Linked DNA regions of Homo sapiens: region 2 is linked to region 1. The links are chromatin loops, found by intact Hi-C in ENCODE. Cell type or tissue: GM12878. All regions are shown on one strand. Links, peaks and the distances in the headings refer to the core of each region. The heading gives the core; the rest is flanking DNA. Region 1 overlaps HSPG2 (heparan sulfate proteoglycan 2). Region 2 has its middle 9.3 kb from the start of USP48.

The links. Peaks named below come from ENCODE experiments on the same cell type or tissue, not always from the same donor. Only the 100,000 strongest peaks of a DNase experiment are listed, where the experiment ranks them.
Region 2: a loop joins it to region 1, with 3 times the contacts of the local background. A loop is called at or near these places in 4 of 110 quality-filtered maps.

Annotation. Positions count from the first base shown.
Region 1 is chr1:21,862,142-21,873,034 of GRCh38, reverse strand. HSPG2 (heparan sulfate proteoglycan 2) reads left to right here. Exons shown (of 97, transcript NM_005529.7): 31 at 1-38; 32 at 275-415; 33 at 658-849; 34 at 7,226-7,318; 35 at 7,670-7,750; 36 at 7,962-8,192; 37 at 8,822-8,935. Among named protein-coding and RNA genes, the nearest start is that of LDLRAD2, 55 kb to the right of the region's middle. RefSeq lists enhancers at 6,808-6,877, 6,908-6,967, 6,864-7,669, 7,670-8,475. In GM12878, for the core only: a CTCF peak has its summit at 6,869; a DNase peak (open chromatin) is centred at 6,734; H3K27ac peaks cover 1,681 bases.
Region 2 is chr1:21,787,376-21,797,607 of GRCh38, reverse strand. No RefSeq gene overlaps it. Among named protein-coding and RNA genes, the nearest start is that of USP48, 9.3 kb to the right of the region's middle. In GM12878, for the core only: no CTCF peak of the experiment used is centred there; a DNase peak (open chromatin) is centred at 5,827; H3K4me3 peaks cover 373 bases; H3K27ac peaks cover 1,340 bases.

The sequences.
Region 1 (10,893 bases), core at 2,894-10,893:
GCAGCCAGTGTGATGCTGCTGGTCAGTGCCAGTGCAAGGTCAGTCCGAATCCCTGTCCCTGCGGGGCCTGCTCTGCCCCGCTGCCCAGACCCTGCGGGGAAATCAGGCAGCATCTGGTGGAAGCCGAGACCTGGGCATGGGGGGCAGGGCATGGGGGACAGGGCAGGGGCTGCCCGGGGCTGCTGGAAGTGGCCAGGGAGGCTGGCCTCAGGCTGCTGGGGGTGCAGGAGACCCACTGAGTCCCCTGCCTGCCTCCTTCCATCCGTCTACCCAGGCCCAGGTGGAAGGCCTCACTTGCAGCCACTGCCGGCCCCACCACTTCCACCTGAGTGCCAGCAACCCAGACGGCTGCCTGCCCTGCTTCTGTATGGGCATCACCCAGCAGTGCGCCAGCTCTGCCTACACACGCCACCTGGTGAGAGCCTGTGCTGCCCAGCCCCAGGCGGTGTTGCCACCTGCTGCCTGTTACTGTCCATCTGAGCACTGAGCCCAGCGACCCTCATCCCCGCCTCAGTACCCTCACATGCCCCCATTATTTCTCTCGCAGTCCTGATCTCAACAGGACCCCATTCCGCACCTTAACACCCTCCCGTGCCCCATCCCCCACCAAGGCACCCCGGTGCTCAGGCTGACGCCCCCTCCTTTTTCCCCTGCCAGATCTCCACCCACTTTGCCCCTGGGGACTTCCAAGGCTTTGCCCTGGTGAACCCACAGCGAAACAGCCGCCTGACAGGAGAATTCACTGTGGAACCCGTGCCCGAGGGTGCCCAGCTCTCTTTTGGCAACTTTGCCCAACTCGGCCATGAGTCCTTCTACTGGCAGCTGCCGGAGACATACCAGGGAGACAAGGTGGGCCCCAGCCAAGCACCAGGGTCAGCCGTGACTCAGACATGAGTTCACCTCTGCGCCGTCTCTCAGCAGGCAGGCACCTGCCACCTGCATGGCCATATCGTGGTTAGGCACGTGGCTTTTGCAGTCCCATAGACATTGGTCTGAACCCCAGCTCTGCCGCTTGCCAGCCAGACACCATTTGATAAACCTCAACTTCATGGTGGCTGAGGGGATTGGAGATCGTGCCTGGCACATAATAAGTGCTCAGCTGTTCATGACTTTTAGCTTTCATGCAGTTATTCTACAAACAGATCTGGGAGAGGCCGGGAAATATAAAGACAAGTGAGACACAGTTTCAGTGTCATTCACGTGCCCGCTCCGACTTCACTCATCCACACTGCTGGCTCTGTGCTTGTGTTGGACACAGTAATTCTCATGATAGGTCATGTGTGTTGAGCTCTCACTATGTGCTAGGCAGCATCCTTTACAAATCACAAATCACAACTGTGTGAGACAGGTCCTGCTACTGCCCCATTTCATAAATAAGGCAAGAGGGGCTTGGTAACTTACCCAAAGCCCCGCAGCTGGGAGGTGGGAATGCCGGGATCCAAACCCAGGTCAGAGGCTGCCCTTCAAATGCTCTGCCAAAGGCCAGAGCCCACACCTGTAATTCCAGCACTTTGGAAGGCTGAGGCGGGAGGACCACTTGAGCTCAGGAGTTTGAGACCAGCCTGGGCAATGTGACGAAACCCCGTCTCTACAAAAAGTACAAAAAATTAGCTGGGCGTGTTGGTGCATGCCTGTAGTCCCAGCTATTTAGGGAGGCTGAGGTGGGAGGATCGCTGGTACCCAGGATGGGGAGGTTGCAGTGAGCCATAATTGCACCATTGCACTCCAGCCTGGGTGACAGAGTAAGACCCTGTCTCAAAAAAAAAAAAAAAAAAACAAATACTCTGCCAGTCAGAGGTGAACCTGTCTTTGCTACTCCAGAACAGGGTCTGGTGGAAAGGTGGTGATGATGGTGGTGGCGATGGTGTGATGGTGTTGTGGGGGGCAGGGGCTCAGGGGTGGGCTCTGGGACAACCTGCCCAAATGTGTTCTTGAGCAGCACGGGCATCCGGTGGCACCCACGCTCTGGGGTTGGGGTTGCCCTATCCCTGTTCGTTGGACACAGCCAGGTACTCCAGGCTTCTCCCGGGGCTGGCTGCCTTCTGGTCCCTTCTCCCCTCTCCCTTCTGGGGTTCGCTATCTCCTGGCCTCCCTGCTGCCCTGTCCTGCAATTCTCAGACCTATCTCTGTCTCCTGTCCTGGCATTTCCCTGCGCCCCACAGGGGGAGGCGTACTTTGCGCGGATGCGCCGGGCTCACCAGGTAGGCCCAGGACGTGCGTGGTGTGAAGTTGGTGTGGTGGGGCGTGGTGCCTTCTCGGGTGCTCCCAGCCCTGCGTGGGGAGATGCGCAGTGCCCAAGGCATTGGGGGTCTGCATGAATCCAGGCGGTGTCCCATGACCCCAGGGTTGGAGCCAGGAGGGTATGTGCCTCACCTTGCCTCACCTGCTGTGTGGTCTGGTCCTGGTGCCAACTGTCTGAAGTCAGAATGGCAACTGAGGTAGCAAGGAGACTAACCCGATGCTAATCCACATGACTGTATCTAGCCCCCCGGGTTCCCCTGGCCTTGCCTCTCAAGCAACCACCATGAACCCTCTGTGTGCATGTGGGCGGCCTGGAGTTAACCCTTGGGTGCCAGCCTGGAGAGGGGGGGCATGCATCTTTCTTCCTAATTAGTGTGGGCCTTTCTGACTACCATGTCCGTGGGTAGAGGACCCTGCCCATGGCTCTAGCTCCAGGACTTTGGGAGGTCTTAGCTCGCCTGCTCCCTCCATTTCATCAGAACCGCACATCCCTCTCAGAGGAGCAGTTGCGGGCAGCCGTGACAGCTGGGAGGATCCCAGAGCCCCCAGAGGGCAGGGACTGGGCACAGCGGGCATCACAGGTAACTGAGGACCTGGCTAGGACAGGTTGTACCTAGGGCCACAGCGAGGAGACCAGAGAGCTGAGTCCAGGCAGGCACCTGAGCGAAGACTCCAGCTTTCCTGGGCCATTTCCCCTATGCCAGGCCAGGCCCCAGCCTGATGCCTGGTCTGCTCTGGTGTCTCCCCTGGGAAACATTCCAGAACCATGAATGGCTTGGGCTGTTGCCAGGGCACACAAAGAGAGTCAGGCCGAGGAGCAACAACCCCGTCCAGATGCCCCTGGGGCTGCCTCCAGCACTTCTGCCCCTCCCTTGCTGGGCACCCTTTGTAGGGCTTCTCCCATCAGTCACGGCCCATAGGCAGCCAAACCCATCCCGGGATATCCCCGCCTAGCTCAGGAGGAACAAGAGGGCAGTGGGTACAAGGGCCAGAGTGCCAGGTATCAGCACTTGTGAGCAGACAGTGCAGAGCGGGTGGCTGGCTGGGCCCGTGGGGAGGTGAAGCCTCACGGACGTCCTTTCTGTCCCTCTCTGCTCCCTTCTGCCGCTCTTCGGCTCCTGGTCCCCCAGGTGGACGAGGCTCAGAGACGGATGGATGCTGAGATCTGGCAGCTCCTGTCCAGCTTTGCTGCCCAACCCCAACCCCCTCCCCAGGGGCTCTCTCCTCATCCCCAGCCTGCAGCTGCTCTGCGAGCAGCACCTCCTCCTTCTTCTTCCTCCTCCTCCTCCTCTTCCTCAGCTTCTCTGTCTTTCTCACCAGGCTCTCAGGTATGTGCCAAGGTGCCCATCAAGGGATCCCCACCCACCATGCTTTCTAGACTTCAGTCATTTCTGAACCAACTTCACCAATTTCTGTGAACTACTTGGACTATTATTTCTTTCCAATTTTCTCTTAAATCAATCATGTACCAACTCAGGCTGGTTACTCTCTTTCAAATACATATGAAAGGAGCCATCCCATTGAAATTGTTTACTGATGTGCTGTGTAAACGTTGGTCCACAAAAGAGACCCACCAGATGGGAGGAGAAGCCGACCCAGGCCACGCCCAGAGAGAGCAGCTGGGGACCTGGGCCGGGATTGGGAAGAAAGTCGTCCAAAGAGCAAGGCCAGGACCCGCACTGTCGGGTGGGAGTGGGGGGCTCTGTCTCTCTGCCCTGCCACCAGGCCTCCCTCCCATGACGGTCCACCCCTGCCGGAACCACCTCCGCCCTCCCACCCCCACCCCTGCTCCCCTCGGCTCTTACCACCTGCCCTTCCCTCCTAGTTCTCTCTCTCCTACGAAGGCTTCTCTCTGCTTCCTGGAAGCCTCTATTACTGGCAGCTGCCCCGGGCCTTCCTGGGGGACAAGGTAACAAGGATTTGGGGGGATTATAGGGGTGTCATAGAATCCCAAAATATCAGAGGGCCCTTTGTCAAGGCCCTTTATGACACAAATGGGGAGACCGAGGCTCACGGTGGGTAGAGACTTGCCTGGGGTCTCATGTTCAGGTCAGAGCACAGCTGAGACTGAACTCAGCTCTGCCCCTGTCCTTCAGCGGGCCCTGACCCCTGACCCCTGGCCCCTGACCCCTGTCAGAGGAGCTGTCTCGCCTGGGAGGGTTTCTCTAGTGCCTTTTCTCTGGGCTTCCTTGACCTTGTGTCTAGATGCTGGCCTAGTTTTTGGTACTTCACTCAGTCATTCAAGAAGCATTAATTATTTACTGTGTGCTGCGTCGTGTACAGGCCGAGTGGGCCCTGGCCTCCCAGAGCTCCCTGTCCATCCCATTATCATTCCTGTCACCATCAGTATCATTATTATTATCATCATGAGTGCTGGCATTGGCCTTAGATGAGTATTCATATTGCCTCTATTTTGTTCCAACAATTTCAAGTACCTCTTAAGAATACACATAGCAGGCTGGGCGTGGTGGCTCACACCTGTAATCCCAACACTTTGGGAGACTGGGGCAGGCGAACACCTGAGGTCAGGAGTTCGAGACCAGCCTGGCCAACATGGTGAAACCCTGTCTCTACTAAAATAACAAAAATTAGCTGGGCGTGGTGGCGGGTGCCTGTAATCTCAGCTACTTAGGAGACTGAGGCTGTAGAATTGCTTGAACCTGGGAGGCGGAGGTTGCAGTGAGCCTAGATCATGCCACTTCACTCCAGCCTGGGCAACAGAGCAAGACTCCATCTCAAAGAAAAAAAAAAAATTCAGCTTCCTGGCTGGGTGCGGTGGCTCATGCCTATAATCGCAGCACTTTGGGAGACTGGGGCAGGCAGAACACCTGAGGACAGGAGTTTGAGACCAGCCTGGCCAACATGGGGAAACCCTGTCTCTACTAAAAATACAAAAACTAGCCGGGTGTGTTGGCAGGCACCTGTAATCCTACTGCTTGGGAGGCTGAAGGGGGAGAATCACTTGAACCCGGGAGGCAGAGATTACAGTGAGCTGAGATTGCAGCACTGTACTCCAGCTGGGCAACAAGAGTGAAACTCCATCTCAAAAAACAAACAAAAAAAAGAATAGGCAGTCACAAGGTACATTCAGAGAAGTGAGACAGGGAGGTTGAGGGGTGAGGATAAGAAGCAATCTGCTGGAGCCGAGGGTGGAGCTGGAGTACTGCAGGGTTATCAAGCGTGATATGCATTCTCAAACTGTGTGGAGTACATCACCATTTGTGTCCTATATTACTTAATCCTCATGATACCCTTCAAAGTGGGTATTACTTTTACTTCCATTTCCATGTGAGGAAAGTAGGGCTCAGAGAGGTGAAGCGACTTGTCCAAGGCTGTATAGCCAGTAGAGCTAGAGTTTGAACCCAGGTCATTCAGACTGTGGAGTCTGCCGTTTTAATCACTATGCTGGATCTGGGTACAATGGCTCACACCTATAATCCCAGCACTTTGGGAGACTGAGGCTGAAAAATCGCTTCAGGCCAGGAGTTGAGACCAGCTTAAGCAACATAGCGAAATGCTGTCTCTAAAAAAATAAATCGGCCGGGCATGGTGGCTCATTCCTGTAATCCCAGCATTTTGGGAGGCTGAGGCAGGACAATCGCTTGAGTCCAGGAGTTTGAGACCAGCCTGAGCAACATAGGGAGACCCCATCTCTATTTAAAAAAAAAAAAAAGTGCCTGAGCAACATAGGGCGACCCCATCTCTATTTAAAAAAAAAAGGTGAAAAAAAAAATAAAAAATTTTTAAAAATCACTGTGCTGTACACACCTGCAACTTGCCAGAAAGTCAGTCCCAGAAATGGCTGTGAACTTTCTGGCATTCAAAGCAAGCAGGAAACCAGTTATTTTATGGTTATTTGGTTCCACTCCAAAATTCCTTACCATGCCTTGAGCTCATGGAGAATATCCCTGTAGCCATGTAGCCCAGGGCCGTGTGTGTAATCAGCAGGTGTTTGATAAATGCTGGTTAGCTGAGTGAACACACAAATGAACAAAGAGGTAGGCTTGATGCAGTTTGGTATTGAGATGAATGTCTGCCCTGGTGGCAGAGGAGAGAAAGCAAAGTCCTGTGGGACAGAGCTGGGGAGCCTCAGCTGTCCACGTGAAGGTCCTCTGCAGCAGAAGTAAGGACTCCCCAGTCATGAGCAACACAGTGCCCAAGTCCAGTGGGCTTGTCTGCAACAAAGAATCTATCGGCTCATGCAACTGCAGAGTCTAAGCATGTATGGTGTCAGGCATGGCCTTATCCAGGGGCTCATTAGGGCTTTATCTTGGTTCTCCAGCTTCTCATCTGACTGCAGAAGGGACTTTCTCTGGCCTGGTAGAAAGAGCATAAGTGCACGGGTTACTTGTCTATCCCTGATGGGGTGGCAAAGGGCAGTGGTAGGTTATGCAGATTGGCCAGGCCTGGCTCATGTCTCCACTATAGAGGAGGAGGGGATCAGGGCCCTCAGACCACATGGTCTGCATGTGCGGAGACAGTTGTTCTTTATAGAAAACCACGGTTTAGTTTCTAGAAAGCAGGAACTGGATACTGGGCAAACAAAAACCACCTGCCTAGGAGGCAAGGCCTCCGAGGGGCTGCCGTCAGCCCCACCCCCATGGCTGAGAACTTTTGAAGCTTCCGCAGCCTCCCCATGGTGGTCATTGTCATTACACTTGTCTGCCTTATGGGAAATTCCTGTAAATGAAAGCAGACCTGGAGTTTGTTCGCCGGCACCGTCAGGCAATGGGGAATAGAGAACCTTGCAGAGCAAAGAGGCTGCTCAGCATCATCACCACCATGTCTGGGGCTACAGAGGAACTGAGAAATGTCCTGTTTCCCAGGCAACCATGCACCCTGGCCTCTTGGTTTGGGCAGGGAGGGGGGTGGGGGAGTGTGGCACAGGTGCAAAAAGGCCGCCAGATGCTCCATCCCTCACCTATATGGTCCAACACTCACACCCCAAGGTCAGCCTGTGACCTCTGGGCTTGCCTCTTTGCAGGTGGCGGCCTACGGTGGGAAGTTGCGATACACCCTCTCCTACACAGCAGGCCCACAGGGCAGCCCACTCTCTGACCCCGATGTGCAGATCACGGTGAGCATTTGGACACCATGCTGGGTGGGCAGAAGGGCAGGATGGAAGCCAGGGGCACCCTCGGCATTTGTCCTTTGTCCTTTCCATCCAGCACTCAGTTTTCTGGCACAGGCTGGGGGAGTTAGGCCCATGCCCCCACATCCCTGCCTGGTTGGACACTACCCAAGCAGAGGATCCTGCTGCTGGGAGAAGGGGGCAGTGGGCATGTGCCTGACTCCTTTGGGCGCATGAGCTTGGGAGAGCAGAGAGGTGGGAGGCTGGGGGTTACAGAGAATCTAGGACTGGTGGAGGACACCCTGGCACCCCAGGGACCCCTCGGCTCCCCTTCCAATCCTGCTGGTGTCTTTCCAGGGCAACAACATCATGCTAGTGGCCTCCCAGCCAGCGCTGCAGGGCCCTGAGAGGAGGAGCTACGAGATCATGTTCCGAGAGGTAAGGGGCACCTGGCCATGCTGTGTCTAACCCCACCCCACCCTCCACCCTGACTCAGAGCCTGGCTTTGATACCCACCCTGTCTCTCGCTCCCCAACCTTCACCTGGCAGCCCTCAGTCAGTGCCTGTAAGGCAGGATTTGGGGGGTGGTAACTGTAGGAGCAGCCCACAAAGCCCACTGCCCCCGCCCACGTTGCCACCCCCAACCCAGGAATTCTGGCGCCGGCCCGATGGGCAGCCGGCCACACGCGAGCACCTCCTGATGGCACTGGCCGACCTGGATGAGCTCCTGATCCGGGCCACGTTCTCCTCCGTGCCGCTGGCGGCCAGCATCAGCGCAGTCAGCCTGGAGGTCGCCCAGCCGGGGCCCTCAAACAGACCCCGCGCCCTCGAGGTGGAGGAGTGCCGCTGCCCGCCAGGCTACATCGGTCTGTCCTGCCAGGTGAGTGTGTGGCCAGCTCCACCACCTCTGCACAGGCACAGAGGCATCAGCAAGCAAATCAGCCGGCGTCGCCGCAGCCTTGATTACCATCATAACTATAATGACCCCTGCATCTGGGCCCTGCATGTATTCCTCCCGACAGCCCTGAGTTACATATCATTATCCCCTTTAACAGGTAAAAAAATAGAGGTGCTGAGGGGTGAGTGTGTCCCAAGGGCACACGGCTAATGTGTGGCAGAAACTAATTTGAACCTGGGTCTGATTGACTCCAAAGCCTAGCATGTCCTAACCACTGGGCAGTGCAGCCTCACGTTTGGGCCACACTCTCCGGGGGTTAAAACCCAGTTCATGCCCTTGAGGGGGCCCACCAGAGACAGGGAGCCAATTCAGAAACACAGATTACTCCGGCCCAAAGCACAGCATAGAGATGCCTCCCAGAGGTGAACAGTGTGGACTGGGAGAGGGCCGTGGGTGGGAGGACAGACTGAGCAGAAGTGGGGAAGGAGGGGCGCCGGCCTGTGATGTTCCAGGGTCACCCCTGGGAGGACACTGGAGGGAGGGGTTCTGGGTCTGCTGGCTGTGGGTGGGGCACGTTGGGAACAGAGGCCAACCTTCCTCTCTGCCCCTAGGACTGTGCCCCCGGCTACACGCGCACCGGGAGTGGGCTCTACCTCGGCCACTGCGAGCTATGTGAATGCAATGGCCACTCAGACCTGTGCCACCCAGAGACTGGGGCCTGCTCGGTGAGCTGCAAGCGAGGCCAGGACAGGGGGTCAGCTCAGCTGGGCCTGGGTGGGGGACCAGGGCTGGACAAGGCAGGCATCAATCCAGGGGATCAGGATCATGGGGCATGGCCTGTGGTTCAAAGCACCTGGGTCAGCAGGCCAGGTCACCGGGGATGGTGGGGTGGCCAGAGCTATGGAATAACATCCTTCTGTGTAAAGAAAACTTTGGTTCTTTACTATTTTTTTCTTTTTCTTAAAAAAATTTTTTTTATCTAATACAGATGGGGTCTCACTTTGTTGCTCAGAAGGTCTTAAACTCCTGAGCTCAAGCAACCCACCCGCCTCGGCCTCCCAGAGTGCTGGGATTACAGGCGTGAGCCACCACACCTGGCCTTTTTACTTTTTTTTTTTTTTTGAGACAGGGTCTCAGTCTCGTTCTGCCTCCTGGGTTCAAGTGAATCTCATGCCTCAGCCTCCCGAGTAGCTGGGACTACAGACATGAGCCACTGTGCCTGGCCTCATTACATATATTTTTTATACCTTGACTTTTCAGAGTAGCATGTATATAGCCCCCCAGGGTACGCAGTGAAGGGGCAGGTGGTTGACAGCCATAACCTAAACTTGGAGCAAGGAACACCCTATTGTTGATACCACAAACGTGAATCTCTTTGGAGGAGAATCTGTAACCCACATGTTTTTATGAGGATGCACGTATTTTCTTTTTCTTTTCTTTTTCTTTTTTTTTTCAAGACAGTCTCGCTCCGTCACCCAGGCTGGAGTGCAGTGGCGCCATCTGGGCTCACTGCAAGCTCCACCTCCTGGGTTCACGCCATTCTCCTGCCTCAGCCTCCCGAGTAGCTGGGACTACAGGCGCCCGCTACCACACCCGGCTAATTTTTTGTGTTTTTAGTAGAGGCGGGGTTTCACCTGTGTCAGCCAGGATGGTCTCGATCTCCTGACCTTGTGATCCACCCGCCTTGGCCTCCCAAAGTGCTGGGATTACAGGTGTGAGCCACCACACCCAGCCTCTTTTTTTTTTTTTTTTTTTTTTTTTTTTGAGATGGAGTCTCGCTTTTGTCACCCAGGCTGGAGTGCAATGGCACAATCTCGGCTCACTGCAAGCTCCGCCTCCTGGGTTCACGCCATTCTCCTGCCTCAGCCTCTGGAGTAGCTGGGATTACAGGCACCTGCCACCATGCCTGGCGAATTTTTGTATTTTTAGTAGAGATGGGATTTCACCATGTTGGCAGGCTGGTCTCTAACTCCTGATCTCAGGTGATCCACCCACGTCCTGAGATTACAGGCGTGAGCCACTGTGCCCGGCTGACAATACACATTTTTAATGCTCTGCCCCCAAATACCTGAGTGTATACCTTTCCTTTGCTATCACAGGTACTTAGGGAGAAAATAGAATTAGCATCACCCTTTTTGACAGCTATTTGGATGGATGTACTTTTTAATTTATCCAATTCCCTATTCATGGATGTTTAGGTTTGTTTCTAGCTTTTTTTGCTTTTTTCTTTTTTTTTTTTTTGAGATGGAGTCTCGCTCTGTTGCCCAGGCTGGAGTGCAGTGGTGCAATCTCGGCTCACTCCAACCTCCACCTCCTGGATTCAAGCAACTCTCCTGCCTCAGCCTCCTGAGTAGCTGGGACTACAGACGCACACCACCATACCCAGCTAATTTTTGTATTTGTTAGTAGAGATGGGGTTTCACCGTGTCAGCCAGTTGGCCTTGAACTCCTGACCTCAGGTGATCCACCCGCCTCGGCCTCCCAGAGTGCTGGGATTACAGGCATGAGTCACTGTGCCCAGCCCATTTTGCTTTTTATAAACACCACGGAGATGAGTGTCCTTGTAATGAAATCTTTGTGCCCTTCCATGATTCTTTCTTTAAGATGAGTTCACAAACTTGGAATTTCTAGATCAAGGGATTGCAACCCTGAAAGGCTTCTGGTAAATTTGGCCTAATGGCTG
Region 2 (10,232 bases), core at 1,303-9,302, 74 kb after region 1:
CCAGGTGCAGTGGCTCAGGCCTGTAATCCCAGCACTTTGGGAGGCCGAGGCAGGCGGATCACTTGAGGCCAGGAGTTTGAGACCAGCCTGACCAACATGATGAAACCCTGTCTCTACTAAAAATACAAAAATTAGCTGGGCTTGGTGGCACGTGCCTGTAGTCCCAACCACTCAGGAGGCTGAGGCAGGAGAATCTCTTGAACCCAGGAGGTGGAAGTTGCAGTGAGCAGAGATCATGCCACTGCATTCCAGTCTGGGCGACAGAGTGAGACTCCATCTCAATAAAAGAAAAAAAGAAAGGAAGAAGAGAAAAGAGACAGACTTGAGAGAGGATATCACAAATGGTCATAGACACTGAGCACAGTGACCTGAACAGGTACATGGACAATTATAAAAAAGATGCACTGGAGGGAGTTATATCTCTTCCTGGGGTGGCAAGATTATGTGCCATGGGTATTTATAGGACTACGTTTTGGGTTTTTTTGAGACAGGGTCTCACTCTGTTACCCAGGCTGGAGTGTAGTGGTCCCATCACAGCTCACTGCAGCCTCGACCTCCTGGGCTCAATCGATCAGTAACAATCCATTAGAGTACCAGACACAGACCTTGTGTCCCTCCTGAGTGGCTGAGACTACAGGCACACACCATCGCACCCTGCTAATTTTTTTTATTTTTTATGTTGTAGAGATGAGGTTTCGGCATGTTGCCCAGGTTGGTCGCAAACTCTAGGGCTCAAGCGATGTGCCCACCTCAGTCTCCTAAAGTGCTAAGGCTGCAGGTATGAACCACCGCGCCCGGCCTATGAGATTCTTGATATGATCTCAGTGATTAGACACATCGAGACACTATCGCATACTTTATTTAATTATATATTTATTTATTTATTTTTTGAGACGGAGTTTCGCTCTTGTTGCTCAGGCTGGAGGGCAATGGTACAATCTCGGCTCCCTGCAACCTCCACGTCCTGGGTTCAAGCGATTCTCCTGCCTCAGCCTCCTGAGTAGCTGGGATTACAGGCATGCACCACCATGTCCGGCTAATTTTGTATTTTTAGTAGAGACGGGGTTTTACCATGTTGGCCAGGCTGGTCTCGAACTCCTGACTTCAGGTGATCCGCCCGCCTCGGCCTCCCAAAGTGCTGGGATTACAGGTGTGAGCCACCACACCTGGCCTCTTTTAAAAAATGGACTGATATAAGCCAGGTGCGGTGGCTCACGCCTATAATCCCAGCACTTTGGGAGGCCGAGGCAGGTGGATCACCTGAGGTCAGGAGTTCCAGACCAGCCTGGCCAACATGGTAAAACCCCGTCTCTACTAAAAATACAAAATTAGCTGGGCATGGTGGTGGGCACCTGCAATCCCAGCTACTCGAGAGGCTGAGGCAGGAGGATCACTTGAACCTGGGAGGTGGAGGTTGCAGTGAGCCGAGATTGCACCATTGCAATCCATCCTGGATGACAGAGTAAGACTCCATCTCAAACATAAATAAATACATATATAAAATAAAAATTGACTGATATAAAAGAGGGCCCAGGACAAAGGCTAGAAAAACTCCAGCATTTGGAAAACCAGTATAGGAGGAAGCACCAAAGAAGGTTGAGAGTGATAGAGGCAGGAGGCAGATGAAAGCCTAGGCAGATAGGGGTGGGTTCCCATTGAAACCCCAACTCCAAGTCAAAGACAGTTTAAAGGCTGAAAGTCAAGCTATAAGTCACATCCACAGACTGGATTGAGAACCTGTCTTACTGTTTGGCATGGTTTCCTCTGATTGATCCGTACCCTTCACCTATTTCACATATACCTACCCTTCCCTAATTTGTTTTTTACCCTGTAATGCCCACTTTTGACTGGGGTCTTTTTTTTTTTTTTTTTTTTCCAGACAGAGTCTCGATCTGTCACCCAGGCTGGAGTGCAGTGGCGTGATCTTGGCTCACTGCACCCTCCACCTCCTGGGTTCAAGCTATTCTCCTGCCTCAGACTCCCGAGTAGCTGGGATTACAGGGGCGTGCCACCATGCCTGGCTAATTTTTGTATCTTTAGTAGAGACAGGGTTTCACCATGTTGGTCAGGCTGGTCTCAAACTCCTGAATTTGTGATCTGCCCACCTCGGCCTCCCAAAGTGCTGAGATTACAGGTGTAAGCCATCACACCTGACTGACCGATGCCTTTGTTTTAACCTTTTTTTACATACTCACAAACCAATCAGCATGCACTCCCCTATTCTGAGCCCATAAAAGCCCTGGACTCAGCCATGCTCGGGGAGAAACCACCCCACTCCTGGTGGTTGACCACCCTCTTGTCCCCTCTCCACTGAGAGCTGTTTCATCACTCAGTAAAATTATTCTCCTCCCTCCTCATCCTTCGCTTATCAGTGTATCCTCATTCTTCTTGGATGTGGGACAAGAGCTTGAAAACCACCAAACACAGGTACGAGCTATAACACAGTTGGGCTGGGGTTAGTCCTGTGCACAAACCCAAGCACAAGCCAGGTATGGTCCAGTGGGCCGAATGGATGGGACGCCTCCTGCAGCAGGCCCGGGGCCAAGCAAAGCCCAGGTAGGGACATCGCCAGCCAGAGGTCTCTGACCAGCAAAAGTGGCTGAGAAAAATCCTGTGTCAGAAGGAGCAGCCACTGAAGGAGGTGGAGAATCAAGAGGGACAGTTTGAGGTGGCAGGAGTGGTTATCTGTGCTGGTGACTGCAGAGAGCTGAGGCCTGAAAGAAGACCACTGAATTTGGTAACATGGAAGTCATGGTAACCTTGATAAAGGAGCTGTAGAAGAGTGACAAGGTCATAGGCCAGACTAGAGTTGGTTGATGAGTACATAGCAGATGAGGAAGCCAAAAGGGTGTAGATCTGTGCCATCTACTAGGGTAGCCACTTGCCATACGTGGCTATTGAGCACTTGAAATGTGGCTCCTGTGAACTGAGATGAGCTGTAAGTGCAAAATACACACGAGAGTTCCAAAACTTAGTGTGGAAAAAATAATGTAGAATATCTCATTAGTCTTTTCATAATACTGAAAAATATTGATTACATGTGGAAATGTAAATGTTCTAAATATACTAAAGATTTTTTTTTTTTTTTGAGACAAGGTCTCACTCTGTCACCCAGGCCGGAGTGCAGTGGTATGATCTTAGCTCGCTGCAACCTTTGCCTCCCAGGCTCAAGTGATCCTCCTACCTCAGCCTCACGAGTAGCTGGGACTACAGGTGCATGCCACCACAACCAGGTAACTTTTGTATTTCTTGTAGAGAGACAGGGTTTAGCCATGTTGCCTTGAACATTTCACTATGCTGGTCCGAAATCCTGGGCTCAAGCAATCTACCTGCCTTGGCCTCCCAAAGTGCTAGGATTACAGGCACGAGCCACCACGCCCAGCCAAGTTAAAGATATTATTTTTTCTTATTTTTATTTTTCGAGACGGAGTCTCACTCTGTCACCCAGGGTGGAGTGCAGTGGCACAATTTCAGCTCACTACAACCTCTGCCACCCAGGTTCAAGCGATTCTTTTGCCTCAGCCTCCCGAGTAGCTGGGACTGCAGGCACGTGCCACCACGTCCAGCTAATGTAAAGATATTATTAAATTAATTTTACTTGTTTCTTTGGACTTTTTAAAAAGTAGTTAACTAGAAAAATAAAAATTGGCTGGTTTGCTTGAGCCCAGGACTTCAGGACCAATCTGGGAAACATGAAGAAACTTCCTTTCGTCAGCCATGGTGGCTCACACCTGTAATCCCAGCACTTTGGGAGGCCGAGGCGGGTGGATCACGAGATCAGGAGATTGAGACCATCCTGGCTAACACGGAGAAACCCCATCTCTACTAAAAATACAGAAAATTAGCCAGGCATGGTGGCAGGCTTCTGTAGTCCTAGCTACTCGGGAGACTGAGGCAGGAGAATGGCGTGAACCCAGGAGGCAGAGCTTGCAGTGAGCCGAGATCACGCCGCTGCACTCCAGCCTGGGCGACAGAGTGAGACTCCGTCTCAAAAAAAAAAAAACAAAACAAAAACAAAAACAAAAAAACTTCCTCTCTACAAAAAAAAAAAAAAAATACAAAAATTAGTTGGGCATGGTGGTTTATGCTTGTAGTCCCAGCTAGTCAGGAGGCTGGGGTGGGAGGATTACCCGAGCCTGAAGAGGTTGAGGCTGCAGTGAGTCTCAAACTTCAAGGCTCAAGCAATCCTCCTGCCTCAGCCTGGGTGACATTCAAAGACCCTGTCTAAAAAAACAAATTGGCTAGGTGTGGTGGCTCATGCCTGTAATCCCAGTACTTTGGGAAGCCAAAGCATGAAGGTCACTTGATCCCAAGAGTGGTAGACCAGCCTGGGCAATATAGTGAGACCCTATCTGTACAAAAAAATTTAAAAATTAGCCACATGTGATGGCAAATGCCTGTAGTCTCAGCTACTGGAGAGGCTGAGGTGGCCTTGAACCTGGGAGGTCGAGGTTGCAGTAAGTTGAGAACATACCACTGCACTCCAGCCTGGGTGAGAGATTGAGACCCTGTCTCAAAAAAGAAAAAAAAAAAAAGGCCGGGTGTGGTGGCTCACACCTGTAATACCAGCACTTTGGGAGGCCGAGGTGGGCGGGTCACGAGGTAAGGGGTTCCAGACCAGCCTGGCGAACATGGTGAAACCCCATCTCTACTAAAATTACAAAAATTAGCCAGGTGTGGTGACACGTGCCTGCAATTCCAGCTACTAAGGAGGCTGAGGCAGGAGAATTGCTTGAACCCAGGAGGCAGAGGTTGCAGTGAGCCAAGATCGCACCACTGTACTCCGGCCTGGCTGACAGAGCAAGACTCTGTCTCAAAAAAGTAATAGTAAGAATAATAAATAAATAAATAAATAAAATTCACCATGAAAGGAGCCAAGAAATGAGGAGGAAGGTGGAGATTTCACATTGCTGATCAGGCTGGGCGTGGTGGCTCATGCCTGTAATCCTAGCACTTTGGGAGGCCAAGGTGGGTGGATCACCTGAGGTCAGTAGTTCAAGACCAGCCTGGCCAATATGGTGAAACCCTGTCTCTACTAAAAATACAAAAATTAGCTGGGCATGGTGGTGTGCACCTGTAGTCCCAGCTACTCAGGAGGCTGAGACAGGAGAACTGCTTGAACCTGGGAGGTGGAGGTTGCAGTGAGCCGAGATCATGCCACTGAACTCCAGCCTGGGCGACAGAGCGAGACTCTGTCTCAAAAAACAAACAAACAAACAAAAACCATTGCTGATCATTTCCAGCTTCTTTTAGCTTTCCTCTCTAAGGTTCTGAGATAGTTCTTGTGATTCTCCTCATATCTAACAGTTGTTCCTTCTGAACCCTCTTCTTAGGTCTTCTTCCTGTTCCTGTTGTCAGAGGTTGTTCTGACCAGAATGACTCCATCTTGAATAGGGGCTAGACAGAATGAGGATGGGACCTGCTGGGCTGGAGTGCAGCGGCACAATCTCGGCTCACTGCAAGCTCTGCCTCCTGGGTTCACGCCATTCTCCTGCCTAAGCCTCCCGAGTAGCTAGGATTACAGGCACCCACCACCACGCCTGGTCAATTTTTTTGTATTTTTAGTAGAGATAGGGTTTCACCATGTTAGCCAGGATGGTCTCCATCTCCTGACCTCGTGATCCGCCTGCTTCAGCCTCCCAAAGTGCTAGGATTACAGGCATGAGCCACCATGCCCGGCCGACGTTAGGCATTCTCAGTCACAGGATGAGATAGGAGGCCAGCACGACTGGTATCACAAGACACAGTTCATAAAGACCTGCTGATAAAACACAGGATGTGGTAAGGAAGCTGGCCAAAACCCACTGAAACCAAGATGGTGATGAAGGTGACCTCTGCTTGTCCTCACTGCTTATTACATGCTAATTATAATATATTAACATGCTAAAAGACACACCCACCACGCCACGATAGTTTACAAATGCCGTGGCAACATCTGAAAGTTACCCTCTAAGGTCTAAAAAGGGGAGGAACTCTCAGTTCTGGGAAATGCCCATCCCTTTCTCGGAAAACTCATGAATAATCCACCCCTTGTTTAGCATATAATCAAAAAGTAACTATCTCAAGTATACCCTGCTCTGTCCAAGTACACAGTTGCTCTGTCCAAGGAATATTCATTCCTTCGTATCTTTACTTCTCTAATAAACTTGCTTTCACTTTATTCTACGGACTCACCCCAAATTCTTTCTTGGAGCTTGCATGCACTCCAAGAACCCTTTCTTTCTTTCTTTTTTTTTTCTTTTTTTTGAGACAGAGTTTCGCTCTGTTGCCCAGGCTGGAGTGGAATGGTGCAATCTTGGCTCACTGCAAACTCCACCTACCAGGTTCAAGAGATTCTCCTGCCTCAGCCTCCCGAGTAGCTGGGATTACAGGTGCCCACCACCACGCCCAGCTAATTTTTGTATTTTTAGTAGAGACGGGGTTTCCCCACGTTGGCAAGGCTGGTCTCAAACTCCTGACCTCAGTTGAGCCACCCGCCTCGGCCTCCCAAAGTGCTGGGATTACAGGCGTGAGCCACCGCACCCAGCCTTCTTTTTTTTTTTTTTTTTTGAGATGGAGTCTCTCTCTTGTTGCCCAGGCTGGAGTGCAGTGGTGCTATCTCAGCTCATTGCAACCTCCACCTCCTGGGCTCAAGCAATTCTTCTGCCTCAGCCTCCCAAGTAGCTGGGATTACAGGTGCCCGCCATCACACCCAGCTAATTTTTGTATTTTTAGTAGAGACGGGGTTTTACCATGTTGACCAGGCTGGTCTTGAACTCCTGATCTCAGGCAATCCACCCACCTCAGCTTCCCAAAGTGCTGGGATTACAGGCGTGAGCCACCGCACCTGGCCTCACCTGGGTAATTTTTATAAACTTTTTTTTGTAGTGATGGAGTGTGTGCCTGTGGTACCACCTCAGCCTTCAGAGTAGTTGGGGACCACAGGCACACACCACCACACCTGGCAATTTTTTTTTTTTTTTTTTTTGGTAGAGACAGGGTCTCACTATGTTGCTCAGATAGGTCTCAAACTCTTGTCCTCAAGCAAGCAATCCTCTAGCCTCAGCCTTCCAAAAGGCTGAGATTACAGGCATGAGCCACTGTGCTCAGCCCTTTGTCATTTATTCTAAATGATAGGAAATCTTTGGAGGTTTTTCAGGAATGACATGATTTACATGCCCAGAGCAGACTATGTAAGGGGGCAAGGGTGAAAACAGGAAGACCAGTATTGACGAAAAGAGTCAAACTCTGTAAAATATTTGAAGAGGTTTATTCTGAGCCAAATATGAGTGACCACAGCCTGTGACACCGACCCTCAGGAGCTCCTGAGAACATGTAGCCAAGGTGGTCGGGGTGCAGCTTGGTTTCATACATTTTTAGGGAGACATGAGACATCGATCAAATACATTTAAGATATACATCGGTTCAGTCCAGAAAGGCAGGACATCTAGAAGTGAGGGAGGGTGCAGGGGGTGCTTCCAGGTTATAGGTAAATTTTAAATGTTTCTGATTGGCAACTGGTTGAAAGAGTTATTATCAATAGAAAGGATAGTCTGGGTTATGATAAGAGCTTGTGGAGATCAAAGTTTTCTCATGCAGATGAGGCCTCCAGGTAGCAGGCTTCAAAGAAAATAGATTGTAAATGTTTCTTCAAGACTTAAGGTCTGTGTTGATGTTAAATGCTGGTCACTTTTCCCAAACCCCAAACGGAAGGAGGGCATAATGAGGCATGGCTGAACCCCACTTCCTGTCAAGGCCTGAACCAGTCTTTGAGGTTAACTTTTGAGTACCTTGGCCAAGGAGGGAGTCCATTTAGGTGGTTGGGACACTTGTGAATTTTTTTTTTTTTTTAGACGGAGTTTCGCTCTTGTTGCCCAAACTGAAGTGCAGTGGTATGATCTCGGCTCACTGTAACCTCTGCCTCCTGGGTTCAAGCCATTCTCCTGCGTCAGCCTCCCGAGTAGCTGGGATTACAGGCATGTGCCACCACGCCCGGCTAATTTTTTTGTATTTTTAGTAGAAACGGGGTTTCATGATGTTAGCCATGGCTGGTCTCGAACTCCTGACCTCAGGTGATCCACCCGCTTCAGCCTCCCAAAGTGCTGGGATTACAGGTGTGAGCCACTGCGCCTGGCCGACACCTTTAAATTTTATTTTTGGTTTACACCATTTGGGAAGCTTTTGCAGTAATCCGGGTGAGACCAGAGTGATAATGATAACAGAACAGTGATGGCACTCTACATATATTTTGTTTTCCTGTTTGTTTGAGACAGAGTCTTGCTCTGTCTCCCAGGCTGGAGTGCAGTGGCGCAATCTCGGCTCACTGCAACCCTCGCCTCCTGGGTTCAAGCTATTCTCCTGCCTCAGCCTCCCAAGTAGCTGGGACTACAGGCATGTGCCACCACATACAGCTAATTTTTTTTTTTTCTTTGTATTTTTAGTGGAGGCGGGTTTTCGCCGTGTTGGCCAGGCTGGTCTTGAACTCCTGACCTCAAGTGATCTGTAGATCACTCCACAAAAATACAAAAATTAGCCGGGCGTGGTGGTGTGCCTCAGCCACCAAAAGTGCTGGGCTTGTGAGCACTTAATCTGCCTGGCCTCTACATCTATTTTGAAGGCAAGCTGACAGGTTTTGCGGGACTGGATGGGGATGTAAGGGAAAGAGAGAAGTCGGCCTGCAAGATTTCTGGTAGGATGAAGTTGACACCTACCAAGATGGAAAGATTTCTGTCTTTTGGATGGAAGGATATGTGAGGAGAGGGGAGGTTGGGGTGGAATAGGAATACACTTTGGCCCTGTAACATGTGAGATATCTATTGCACACTGGAGACGCCAAGCAAGCAGCAGGATATATAAATCTAGTATTTTAGAAGTTAGGTCAGGTCTGGAGATGTGAATTTAGGAGTCATCCACACACAGCAGGAGGAGATGAGATTGTAAAAAGTAAAGTAGAGATTCCTCTTCAAAGAGACTTTCCTCCCCATCTAATTAGGAATAAATAGTTACTTCTCAGCCCAGGCGTGGTGGCTCACGCCTGTAATCCTAGCACTTTGGGAGGCTGAGGTGGGCGGATCACCTGAGGTCAGGAGTGCAAGACCAGCCTGACCAATGTGGAGAAATCCCGTCTCTACTAAAAAAATACAAAATTGGCCGGGCATGGTGGCACATGCCTGTAATCCCAGCTACTCGGGTGGCTAAGGCAGGAGAATCGCCTGAACCCGGGAGGCAGAGGTTGTGGTGAGCGGAGATTGCGCCATCCAGCCTGGGCAACAAGAGTGAAACTCCGTCTCAAAATGTATTCAAAGACCTGTGCTAACATTCTTAAATATCTGCTAGCCGTAATAAAGAAATCAATGTACTTTATGTTCTTAGCTCCCACAATTTAGCCTAAATATTTGCCCTGGCATGCTTACACTGGTCCAAGCAAGCATGAGTCATAGCCTGTTCCTCTTCCTTATTTAAAGGTGTTTTTACCTTTCTCAGCATTCCACAGGTTACTTCCCTTGTTCGCCTCTGCCTCTGCTTTTTTTTTTCCTTTTTTTTGAGACAGAATTTCACTCTTGTTGCCCAAGCTGGAGTGCAATGCATGATCTTGGCTCACCGCAACCTCCACCTCCCAGGTTCAAGCGATTCTCCTGCCTCAGCCTCCCGATAGCTGGGATTACAGACATGCGCCACCACGCCCGGCTAATTTTTTTTTGCATTTTTAGTAGAGGCAGGGTTTCTCCATGTTGGTCAGGCTGGTCTCGAACTCCTGACCTCAGGTGATCCGCCCCCCTCAGCCTCCCAAAGTGCTGGGATTACAGGTGTGAGCCACTGCACCCAGCCAGCCTTTGCCTCTTTTAAAAAGTTCTAAGTTGCTAGCCAATCAGGACAAATATAGAATGTGAGGTCCTGTTCCAGCCAATGGAAGTCAGACACAGCAGTAGGGTGGACGCTTCAGGTTATAAATGACCCTGTCCTGTTTGTTCAGTGTACTCTACTGGCAAAACTGCTGGCGAGTGTACCCTTTCTGCAGAAAGTAAAAATGGCCTTGCTGAGGATGTTAAATTTATGTTCAAGTGCTATTTGTTTTTTGTTGTTTTTTTTTTAGATGAAGTCTCGCTCTGTCGCCAGGCTGGAGTGCAGTGGCACAATCTTGGCTCCCTGCAACCGCTGCCTCCCAGGTTCAAGCGATTCTCCTGCCTCAGCCTCCTGAGTAGCTAGGACTACAGGCGTGTGCCACCATGCCCAGCTAATTTTTTGTATTTTTT